3 separate regions of the Mus musculus genome follow, and regions 1 and 2 are each linked to region 3. Evidence: chromatin contacts called from ENCODE Hi-C or POLR2A ChIA-PET data. All regions are on one chromosome and are shown on one strand. Each heading gives the region's core, a stretch centred on a gene start or an enhancer-like site at or near the end of the contact. The rest is flanking DNA. Distances are from core to core; before and after follow the strand shown. Region 1 has its middle 66 kb from the start of Gm19510. Region 2 has its middle 19 kb from the start of Gm19510. Region 3 holds the start of Trib1 (tribbles pseudokinase 1).

The links. Hi-C counts contacts between places; a loop is a spot of excess contacts on that map. ChIA-PET counts read pairs that join two places held with the same protein, here RNA polymerase II (POLR2A).
Region 1: a loop to region 3 is called in a map of left cerebral cortex, with 5 times the contacts of the local background. The contact joins the enhancer-like site here to the promoter of Trib1 in region 3. A Hi-C loop is called at or near these places in 3 of 37 maps with a recorded cell type or tissue (T-helper 1 cell, T-helper 2 cell and left cerebral cortex). POLR2A ChIA-PET finds 5 or more read pairs at or near these places in 2 of 5 experiments (Patski and embryonic stem cell).
Region 2: POLR2A ChIA-PET joins it to region 3 with 22 read pairs in Patski. The contact joins the enhancer-like site here to the promoter of Trib1 in region 3. A Hi-C loop is called at or near these places in 1 of 37 maps with a recorded cell type or tissue (heart). POLR2A ChIA-PET finds 5 or more read pairs at or near these places in 2 of 5 experiments (Patski and embryonic stem cell).

Annotation. Positions count from the first base shown.
Region 1 is chr15:59,726,682-59,730,543 of GRCm38, forward strand. No RefSeq gene overlaps it. Among named protein-coding and RNA genes, the nearest start is that of Gm19510, 66 kb to the right of the region's middle. Within about 2 kb of position 2,307, at least 2 of the 3 ENCODE cell types and tissues checked have a DNase peak (open chromatin) inside an H3K27ac peak, as active enhancers do; they include left cerebral cortex, where a contact is called at or near this core.
Region 2 is chr15:59,774,418-59,777,831 of GRCm38, forward strand. No RefSeq gene overlaps it. Among named protein-coding and RNA genes, the nearest start is that of Gm19510, 19 kb to the right of the region's middle. Within about 2 kb of position 1,575, at least 1 of the 3 ENCODE cell types and tissues checked has a DNase peak (open chromatin) inside an H3K27ac peak, as active enhancers do.
Region 3 is chr15:59,646,967-59,650,783 of GRCm38, forward strand. Trib1 (tribbles pseudokinase 1) reads left to right here and starts at 1,688. Exons shown (of 3, transcript NM_144549.4): 1 at 1,688-2,556. The coding sequence starts at 2,197.

The sequences.
Region 1 (3,862 bases), core at 1,057-3,556, 80 kb after region 3:
GTGTATCCAGGTGGGGGATACTACATTGGTTGGGGACTAATGTTTAAAATCCACTTTCACCAAGCCTGAGCTTTGAGGACCATTTGGGTCTCACCATTAGCTGTGCCGTCTGGGGCAGCAGCTTGCTTTTCTTATTTCCAGGGGCTTCATATGCAGAACAAATGACAGAGACACTCAGATCCGCTTAGCTGTGCACATCAAGTATATTTGTGGAGTCATTTTGTAGTTGACAGACAAGTGTACAAATGGGAGTCATGACATGTGGAAAACAAGGTGGTAGCCACCAGTGAAAAGGACACAAGCCAGTGACTCCTGAAGTCAGGTTCCCAGAGGAATTTGAACACACTTTTGGTTAGCAGTGCCAGTGTTGGGAAGGCACCCCTTAGAGGTCCTGTTTTAGAGATTCTATTGGTAGAGAGAATTAACTGAGGTCCTATTCTTTTTGTTGAAGTTTATGAACTGATCCCTAAAGAGAAATGGGTATCGCTGGGGACAGGCTAACAGCTGGCATCCATCTTGGTGGGCTGTGGCTCATGGGTGTGACCACTGCACCCAAGCACCTGACAAACACAGATGAAGCAGTCGTTAAGTTCCCAAGGTGTGGAATGGTGGCACACGTGTGTAGGGTGGGTCTTTCTACGTCACTTAACCCACTCTAGAAAGTCTTGTACAGTTCTGCCCAGGAGTCTTGTCTGCTAAGTGATTTTAGATCCCACCAAGCTGGGAACTCAGAAGGGCCACCCATGCAGAAGAGAGTCCGACAAAGGTACCTGAGAACCTGATGCTACAGCAGAGTGTCATGAACCTGGCGTTAAGGCAGAGAGGATGGTACGAAGGCCTTGAGGTGGAAGAGAGCTCAGAGGTGGAGCAAAGTGGGTAGAATTGTAGAGAGGGAGAGGGAGAAAGGCGGGGGGGGGGCAGGAGGCTGACTTAGTTAGAGGTAATGTGAGGTAATCATTTCAACTTTGCAGGCCACGGTCATGGTCAGGCTTAACCTGGCCCCTAGTTATTTTGTGACCTAGGTGTGTGTCCTTTCTTTCTGGGTTCACTTTTTATTGTAGGCAAAAGGGTTGTTTGGACAATTCACTCTCAAGCCTCTCTGTCTGTTGTAAAACAAATCGACAACCAAGACCCACCAGCGCAAACAGCGGCATAGAGACTCTAAGAAGCACAGACGCTAGTGTGCACGCGCACATGCGTGTGTACGTGTGTGTGTACGTGTGTGTGTGTGTGTGTGTGTGTGTGTGTGTGTGTGTGTCTGTGTCTGTGTCTGTGTCTGTGTCTGTGTCCGTGAAGCTCCCACAGAGAGGATCACACCAGATGGGGGCCATCTCTGTAGGCTTCTGCCTGGGCTCACAGATCAGCTTTAGGGTCCACCCGCACAGCACACCACATTTCCATTTGCACAGCAAGGCTGCATCCTTGTCATTTTCTCTCATCCCAGAGTGCCTGGGGCCAGAGGGGACAGGGCAGGGCCCCCGTGTGCCGGAAACTTTTGTTGACCGTGCACATTTCGCTCTACAGGATCAGCACAGCTGCTGTCTTGCCTCATCTCATCTCTGACCCTGAGGGGTGGCCTTCACCCAGTTTGCTAATGTGCTCAGTTCCTCTTTGGGGCATATGCTTGTCCCTCCAAGTTCTCGTGGCTGCGTGGAAGTGGACCTAGGCCCAGAGGGTGACTAAGAGGGGAAGCCCCTGTACTGTGTGGCTCCCAGAGGCTCCTGGTTGTGTAAGGGCCTTTTTTTTTTTTTTTTTGAGGAGGTTGCAGGCAACAGGATGAATCATAGCAAACACACGTGGCTCTAGCAGGGGACAGTCCTTCCTTATGCTGCTGTGGAAAGCAAAGTTTCTTAAAATGAATCAGCAGTGCCTGTACCCCAGGCTGTGGGAGGAGAATGAGGGTTCGAGTTACAGATTTCCAGAGTATTTGGGTGTGGTCCCCAAGGTCTGACAGTTGAGACTGCAGGGACCTAGGTCTCTGGGTCTTTCAGAGATGGAAGGACCTGCATCGCTCACTTGAGTTTTGGCTGGAGACCTGTTACTTAATGTGCAAAAGCTACTTGTCAGGACTGAAGGAGAGATGGGGTGCATTTTCAAGTGAAGAGACATAGGCTCTGAACCTGCAAGTCCCAGAGGGTCTCCTCATCTGGATAACCCAAGAGAGATATTTCTGGCAGCTATTCAGTAGAAAAGAACTCTTCATGCTTTCCCAAGTAGCAAGGCAGAGAGGAAAGTGGCTAGGAACTACCAAGCTTTGAAGTTAGCGTGAAGTTCACATCCCGTATGGTGTTTTGGAGTGAGTCTGCAGACAGCTGAGCCCTGCTTTCTCTTCTGTAAAATCAGGAAACCGTATCTGCCAGCTGAGCACACTGTGAAGAACACAAGCGGAAGACAGGCACCATGGCAGACTTCCGTAATTCCAGCTCTCAGGGTGAGGCGGGGGTGGGGGTGGGGGACGGTGCGAATGGAGATTGTCACAAGAGTGAGGAAGACCCACAAGGCCCCCAGTAGAGGGCTTTATAGAACTCCTCAGTAGACACTAAGAGACCAGGGTGGATAGCCAGGCATTTTGGCTCATTAGCTGTGTGTTTGTAGGTTTGTCTTTTAGTTGATGTGCGCCTGAGTTTCTTCATGACTTCTTAATAGACTTGATGGATGGGATGATCGTTGCAAAACTGAAAGTGGTTCAGAAGCCTGGGACATTCTGAATGCTGACCAGTTAACAGCAAACCCCGCCTCTTCCCACCTTTCTGAAGTCTATTGGGCCTACATTGATATCATCATATTACATCCTAATGATACCAGGCCCTTTCCTTGATCCTTTGGGGGCCCCAGCTCCTAGCCCAATTCACTCCAGCTCTTTAGAAGATAGAAACAAGTGTAACCTACTGCTATCTAACAAAGGTTATCACAGTGTCCGTCATCTTACCAGAGCTCCGGGCGGGACGGGGTGGGGAAGACAGATGAAGTGATCATTATCAGTTTTATCTTTCAAAAGATAAAATGGGCTTCAGAGAGGTGGAAAGAGTCAGGATTTGCTGTGGTCAGCTGGAAAAAGGCACTGGGTCGATCCGTCTTGGAGGAAAAGGAAGTTCTTAGGTATCTGCTGCTCGTTTCCCTTCAGAGATAAAACAACTTCAGAGTGACCAATCTTTATGCTACAAAAGATGTTGGATGCAGCCCACAGTTAGTCCAAACTCATGGTGCATAAAGACCCAGAGATGAGAGTTCTATTCACAGGTTTTGTCAGGGCAATACACTTAAATTTTGGGATTCCCTTCCCTTCCCTTCCCTTCCCTTCCCTTCCCTTCCCTTCCCTTCCCTTCCCTTCCCTTCCCTTCGCAGTTGTGCTCAAGGGCACTGTGGGAGGGGGTTCATGGACAGGGTAGGATCATTTTAGGATAACTCTGTACATTTTTTGGCCCACCTTTCAATGATAGGTAAGGCCAGTGTTCCCTTCCTTTGAATCCGAGCTGGTCTCTGTGAGTCAGATTCATAGAAGACAGCAGAGGCTTGGCTCTTTGAGGCCCTAGTCTCTCAAAAGCCCACAGAACTCCTACATGGTTTTCTTCTATCACTCCGAAATGCAGGTAAGAGGGCTGACAGCCTCAAGACAGCCATACTGTAGAGGTTTCTCTGACCGCCTCACCAGAGGCAGCCTTAGCTGCCAGCATCCCGGACTGAGATTGGATGTATCCGGGAAGCCCAGTCATTCATCGGCATTCAGATGGATACAGTCCATCTTCATGAGGCATGCCCCTCCCTAGAGCAAGGACTTTTAGCTCTGAATTCTTGGCCCACAAAACCAGTAACAAAATAAAGGGGGGAGGTTGTTTGTACCACGGAGTGTTGAAGTCATCCT
Region 2 (3,414 bases), core at 325-2,824, 130 kb after region 3:
TTTCTAAAGTTAGTGACTGAATGTTTCTTATGGTATCCAATGAGATGTTCCTTCAGCAAGTTAGATGAAGATAGGGGTTAAGGGCTGAGCTTGGTGGTATATGCCTTTAAATCCCACCATGTGGAAGGCAATGGCAGGTAGATCTTTGTGAGTTTGAGGTCAGTCTGGTTTACATATCAAGTTCCAGGATGGGAAGAAATACATAGAGGGACCTTGTCTCAAAATGATAATAATAATAATAATAATAATAATAATAATAATAATAATAATAACAGATACAGGGTTATTGTCTCTGCCATAAGGTGCTTCAGAATAAAGAGAGTAGTGAACACAGCATCCCTTACACATGCACATAGGCTGGATAAAGAATTCCTAGGCTTTTGGATTACAGTGATCTTTAATATTAAACCAAGTATGAGGCTATGGAGATGGCTCAGTAGCTAAGAACCTTGTTGCTCTTGCAGCAGCCTAGGTTGGGGTCCCAGTACCTACATAGTTGTTCACCACTATCCATACCTCCAGTTCCATGGGATCTGACATCCCTTTGTGATCTCTGTGTGCACCAAGCATACATATAGTGCACATACGAACATGTAGGGAAAACACAGACACGTGTAAGGCCAAAATAAATTTTAAAAATTATATCAAGCACCATCAAAGGATGAACAGATGAACAAGAGTTGGTAGATCTATGTACTGGAACAGAACTCAGCCTTTAAAAGGAAGAAAATTTAGATACAAGTACAACGTGGATGAGCCATGAGGGCATTGTGCTAAGTAAAACAAGGCAGCTCTCAAAGGGTAAGTGCTGCTAATTCATCTTGTAGGAAATTTAGGGTAATCCAGGCTATGCAAACAAAGCAGTGGTTGATGTGGGTAAGGAGAAGGCCATAGAGTTATTGTTTAATGGCTACAGAGCTTCAGTTTGGAGTGACAAAGTTCTGGAGAGGAATGGGGTTGAGGGCTGAACAACAAATGAATGTGGTTAAAAATCATCGAACTGCTGATTTCAAAATGACAGACACAGTCAAATCCACCAAACAACCCACACAATGGTCATGCCTGCCATGGGCTTGGTTCTGTTCATTGGCTCCAAAATCTGTTAAAAGCATTGAGACATCCAAAGTAATGGTATTCCTAACCTCAGAAAAGTGAGGTAGGTAGGGTCTCCAGGTGTAGGGTCTCCAGGCATAGGACAATCTTTTGGTTGGCAGAGTTTTAGCTTCATAAAGAAAAGGAATCTCTAGATTCATGGCTTGCATTTGAATCCCATACCATATTTGTGTGGTCACCTTCTGCAAGGCCCTGGGTAGGTTGGTGACCCCTTGATGGGCAGACAGCAGAAGGTAGGGGAGCTTGGGCCAAGCCTCACCCACAGTGTTTGTTCAGAGATGTAGCTAGCTACTGGGAAGTAGGTCTCTACCAGAGCAGCACGTACGTGCTAGTCACCATGATTACTAGATGTGTCTATTCCATCATTTTAAAACTTTTGCCATCAGGGTGCCAAGTCCCTGGGGTGGCCCTGTCTATTCCTCCTGCACTGCAGAGGCAGCTGAGCAGGGCCTGCTGTGCTTGGAGAAACTGCATTTGTAAAGTGCCTTTTCGGGACTTGGCATGGGGCACATGCTCAATACAGGGAAGTTATTTTTATCTGGGCTGTCTAGAAAAAGCACAAGATTCAGAGTCCTTGGAGTTTGGATCAAATCTCTGTTTACTAGGGTTTTGACCTTCAGTGATTTCCTTTATTTCTCATAGTCCCAGTTTTTTTTTTTTTTAAAATAGGGTCAACAAAATGTCTCATGGTATTTTGTGTCTACTCAAAGAAATATAAGTTTTCTACTTTCCCCTTCCCTTCCTTCCTTCTTCCTTTTCTCCTTCCATTTTTCTCTACTGTCCTCCAATTTTTCTTCCCTCTCCCATTTGCCTGTCCCCTGTCCATCTTTTCCTCCTCCTCCTCCTCCTCTCATGACTTCTAGGACAGTGCCATGTGACAGCCTCCTGGTCTGTAGGTGAGCCCTGTAGGTGAGGCAGCCTCCTCAGCCCAACCAGGAGACCCTTCTTCAATGGCAAAGTGAGACAGCTCTTTGAAAAAGTCCAAGTTATCTTCATGAAGGCTTATTTGAGCTCACTCTTGACCCCAGGATCATGAAAGGCCCTGTGAAGAAGTCACAGGAAGTGGGAGCCTCGGGGGCTGGCAGCGTTTCTGTGGGAACAGCTGTTGGCATAGAGATGGGTCTGTGAATTTGCCACCGGCACCTTTGAGGAGGCAAGGGCTATCTTCATTCCTAATTCTATCCTTGGTTTTATTTGGAATTTCACACGTGATCACTTTAGAACCTAGGTGGCGTGTCTTTCATTTTCTTTCACAGGTGTGACTGACTGCTCAGGGTGTGAGCCAGGGGACATTGGTTCCCCTTCTTGGAGTTAAGCTGGCATGTACTGTTGGGGTTCTTGGAGATTCCCAAGGCCTCTGGAAATGTATCTGGGTCGGCTCACAAAGACAGGATGCTAAACTAAGTAGTAAATGATCTATCTCCTCAGGGGAGACTCTCCCTTAGGGGAAGGGGCAGGGGCAGGGGCAATTGGAAGAACCCACTGAAACCTTCACACCTTCACTTTGTCCCTGCCCAGTCTTGGTCTTCACTCAGGACCTAGAAGACATTTCATCAGTGTTATCTGATCAGGGTCACTCCTCCAGGCCAGACCCGTGTCTCTTCCTGGTTGTTCAGACAGGGCTAGGGCTCCTCTTTCTGGGTTCTGGGGATGAGCTGTAACATTGCAGCATCTAAGGTATTGTATTGTAATTATCCGTGGGCTCCAGACAAAGGCCTGGAGGGCAGAGGCGGCTCCTTAAGCCCTTTCTGTAACTTCTGCACTATAGGAACTCTGCATATATGGCGAATAAGAATCAACACCCAGCTTGTCTGGTGCTGCACTGATGAGGGAGGTCCCAAGGAATGAGGGGCTGGCTGAGTATCAGGGGCCACTGGATGTCAAGCTCCAGAGATTCAGTCTGCTTGGCAAAGAACCCCATTCTCCATTTCCCAGAGATTGTTCTCGTAATGCGCTGGCAGTGCGCCCAATCCAGGCTCTGACTAGTTCCTAAAACAAGTTAAATCTTTCCCTTTGGGACCATTCCATCAGCAGGGGTAGATGAGCATGCTTCTCTGATGACCTTGGCGTTCATAGCCCCAACTTGGGCTCTTTTCCATTTGGTTCCTCAAGGCCTCAGCAGCAGCCCTGTTATGCTTGGCTGGGTTTCTGGCGGGTGAGGAGCTGAGCGCCGTCTTCCCAGATCCCCGGGTGGATGAGAGCGGTGTCCACGCCCCCACCCACAGCTGCCTGTGCTTGGCTGGGATGGAAACTGGGCTGCCCATCCAACAGATCTCGGTGGAGATTGGAAAGTGCTCCTCG
Region 3 (3,817 bases), core at 438-2,937:
TTTTTAATCAAATGGAGCAAAATGTAACCCTATGAAGTGAGTGTAAAACTAAAGTTCATAACGTATGCAAAATAATCAGAGTAAGGAGCCCGCACGCCCCTGGGCCACAACTGATGCCAATTATCATTACTGTCTCAATTTAAGTCTCCTAATCCCCAGCGCCTAACTAACCCTTGGAGATGCTTAATTAGCGTTTGTTGAATGACTGGAGAATTAATGATGAAAAGGATTTATTCTTGGGTTTGACCTGGTTTTAGAAAATTAATTATTCAGCATAATTGCAAGAAAGGATTTTGATAATAGGCATCTATGCTAAGTGAGGATCCAGAGACTCCAAACTGACCTGGTTTGCGAAAGAAGTGGGGGGGGGGGGGACCAAACAAAACCCAGCAACACAAAATGTGACTGCAAGCTGTTTCCAGGGAGCAAGGTCAGCCAGTTTCAAGAGCACACAACTCAAACTATATGAAAGTATACATGCGACCTTGTCCGCGTGCAGATGGTATCCCTGGCAGTGAATAGAATGACCCGTACCCCAGTATCCAATACTCCTGGCCGCACTGGCGCCCTAGACCCTCGGGCGCGCATTGCAGGCGGGAGGGGACAGGAATCTGGCGCCAGCCACGTGGGCCCCTTCCGCCAGTTCCCCACATCCTTTGTTTCCCACCGGCCGGAGCTCAGGAAGCTCTTTCGGCGAGTCACCGCGAAGGGGCGGCCCAGGAGCTTGGAGAGGCTATTTCCGTGCAATCCGGGCGGGCGGCAGGCGCGGGAGGGGCGTGGAGGTGGAGGCAGAGCAGAAGGCCCAGTGTTTGCTTTTATTTCATCCAACAGAAGGTTCTATTTGTGGAAGCGAACAGACGCTGGGGATTAGAGTTGGGAGGGGGCAGGAAAAGAGGGGAAGAAAAAAAAAGCCACATTCACTACCACGCACAGGTCTTCCCCGGAACTACCGCGTGGGGGTGAATGACTGATAATGGAATTCATCACCTTTCCTCTCGCCCCTTCCTCCGGCTGCAGCCGCGACTCGACGGCGCCCACAGCTCCACCGGGAGCTCCCCAAAGTGCAGAACGGCGGGGAGGGGGGGACCCACTAGGATAAAGGCGTGACCACTGGGTCTCAGCCAGCTGCCGGTGCGCAGCCAGGAGGTGCGCGCGCGGCCGCCGGGAGCTCGGTGCTCCATTGTGTTGTGTGAATGATGCGCGCGCACCAATCAGCGGTCGTTTCGCCCCTGCTGCCCCGCCCCTCCCGCCCACTTCCCCGGGAACCTGACGTCACGGGAGCTTTGCCTCCGCCCCCTCCCTGGGCTACGGGCCCGCGGGCCTGCGGTGGGGCGCGCGCAGCCTGCTGCCCAGCCCAACCCGGGGGGCGTGTGCGCGCGCCCAAGGCGTCCCAGGACGTTCCCACCTGCGCCTCGGCGCGCGCGGTCAGGAGCATCCCCAGGCCTCCAGCCACCCCTTACAGTTCCAGCCTCCAACTCCACCTCCCCTCCCCCCTAGTCTCCTCCCTCCGCTCCGGTGACTGCAAGCCGGGCGACGGGGCCGGAGTCGTCGCAGCCACCTCATTGCACAACCCGGCTTCCCAACTGTTTACACAGCCCGGGCTGTGAGTGTGTGTGTGTATACAGCGTGAGTCACCGGGAGGCGGAGGAGGTGGAGGAAAAGGAGAAGGAGTGCACTGGCCGGGATCAGTGCGGCACACACACTCATAGTCGGTCACTCTCTCTCTCTCTCCTGGAGCGCGTCTCGCTCGCTCACACGCCTGGAGCCCAGGAGCGCGCAGGATTCCGAGCGGCGCGGAAAAGTTGTACCGGCTTTTACGCCAGACTAATTGCTTTGGGAAGTGCGTTTGCTCGGAGAAGCCGAGGAGCCTGTGGAATCCTGTCCTCGAGGCTCAACACCCGGGAACTCGGGCCGTCTCCACGTCCCGGACTATCCACAGCCTCGGCAACAATAGCGGCGGCCACCGCCAACGAGGCGCCCAGACCTGGTGCCTGTGGGGGTCTGGAGACCTTAGCCGGCCTCCCACCCTTGGACGCGTGGCCAACGTGGTTCTGGTGGACAACGCCAGCGTCCTGGAACGGCTCCTCTTGGGGACCGATCCAAGCTCTATCTGCAAACTCCATCCCGCCGACTGGAAGAAGTCACAGCGCAGATCCAGGGATTTACAAAGCCGGGGCCGCTCCGGCCAGGGCCGCGATGCGGGTCGGTCCCGTGCGTTTTGCCCTGAGCGGCGCCTCGCAGCCCCGCGGTCCGGGTCTACTGTTTCCGGCTGCCCGGGGAACCCCGGCCAAACGCCTGCTGGACACGGACGACGCGGGGGCAGTGGCGGCCAAGTGTCCGCGCCTCTCTGAGTGCTCGAGTCCCCCCGACTACCTCAGTCCCCCTGGCTCGCCCTGCAGCCCTCAGCCTCCGCCCTCCACGCAGGGGACCGGCGGCAGCTGTGTGAGCTCACCCGGGCCCAGCCGAATCGCCGACTACCTGCTGCTACCCCTAGCTGAGCGCGAGCATGTGTCCCGGGCACTGTGCATCCACACCGGCCGCGAGCTGCGCTGCAAGGTAAGCATCCTGGGGCGGAGGTTGCGGGTCTGGATCGTCCACAGAAGTGCCTAGGTTCCGGCCCACCGGGATCACAGTCCCGCCAGCGCTTGGGTTTGGCAGAGCAGATAAGGGCGTTTAGTTGGATAAGGAGGGTATTTTGGTCAGCTTCGTGTTTTTGGAGGTTGAGTGCTTTCCTGTGGAGTGTTTTTTGGTGAGGGTTAGGCGGTCTAGAGGAAGTGCAGGGTTCAGTTCTTTTATCTCTGTTCTTTTCTTTGGCGCTCTGTATTGCTAGCGCGTGGCGTTCCATTTAAGTTTGGAATTGCAATGGGTTCCAGGGCCATGCCATTGCCCTGCTCTCATCCCCCTCCTCCCCCTGTCCTGGAAGGACGCCCTGCAGTGTGTGCCTCCTCGGGACTTGGAGCAACTGGCAAGCTCTTTGCGCGAGGCTCGCGGCATGGGTTCTGTATAGACCAAGTCGGGCTTCTTTTTACCTAGGGGTTTCTGGGCTTGAACTCCTGTTGGGACCAGCATACAGCCCACCCCAGGAAGTGTTGGGATGGGGTGGTCTTAAGCGTGGGAAGGCTTCTGGCCAGCATCGGAGTATTGGAAAACTTCCAGAGGCTCGCTTCCACTTGCTTTAGTTTGAGCCGGCGATTTTCATTGCAACATTAACAGGAGTACAACTAGATACAGGATGGCCGGTCTGGGAGAGCGCGTAGCCCAGGACTGCTTCGCAGTGTGCTCTTCGTGAGCCGGACACCCCATCTCTGGGCCATTGAGAGCCCCACTGACTCCTTTCATTCTCCTGCAGTTAAAAGTGGCATCTGGGTTTCCAACAACTCACCTGAAAGCCCCCCTCCGCCCCCCCCCCCCCCCAACGTGAGCGCCCCACCTCTCCGTTTGCTGCTGCCACCTACTGTCCACTCTCGTGAAATCTCTGATGCGTGGTCAAGCACAGAGAGAAACTCTTTCTTCTTGGTGGATGAGAACAGTTTTGGGAGAGAAACGGATGGGGCGGGAGGAGAAGGCAGCAGATATATATTTTTTTCCCAAGTTGGTACTAGAGCAGCCACCTCAGAGGTGGGGTTGGTCTGGGTCATTGTGCAACCCCTTCCAGTTCCTCTGAGCAGATAATAGCCGAATCCAGATGGTGACAGCCCGTGTGTCACCATTTCCAGTTGCGTCTAGGATATGAGTAACCGGGCTGAACAAAAGGCCCTTAAAGAGACCAGCCAGCTTCTTAGAGGATTTGCTACCCGTTCTGGGGAGGGGGGCCAAC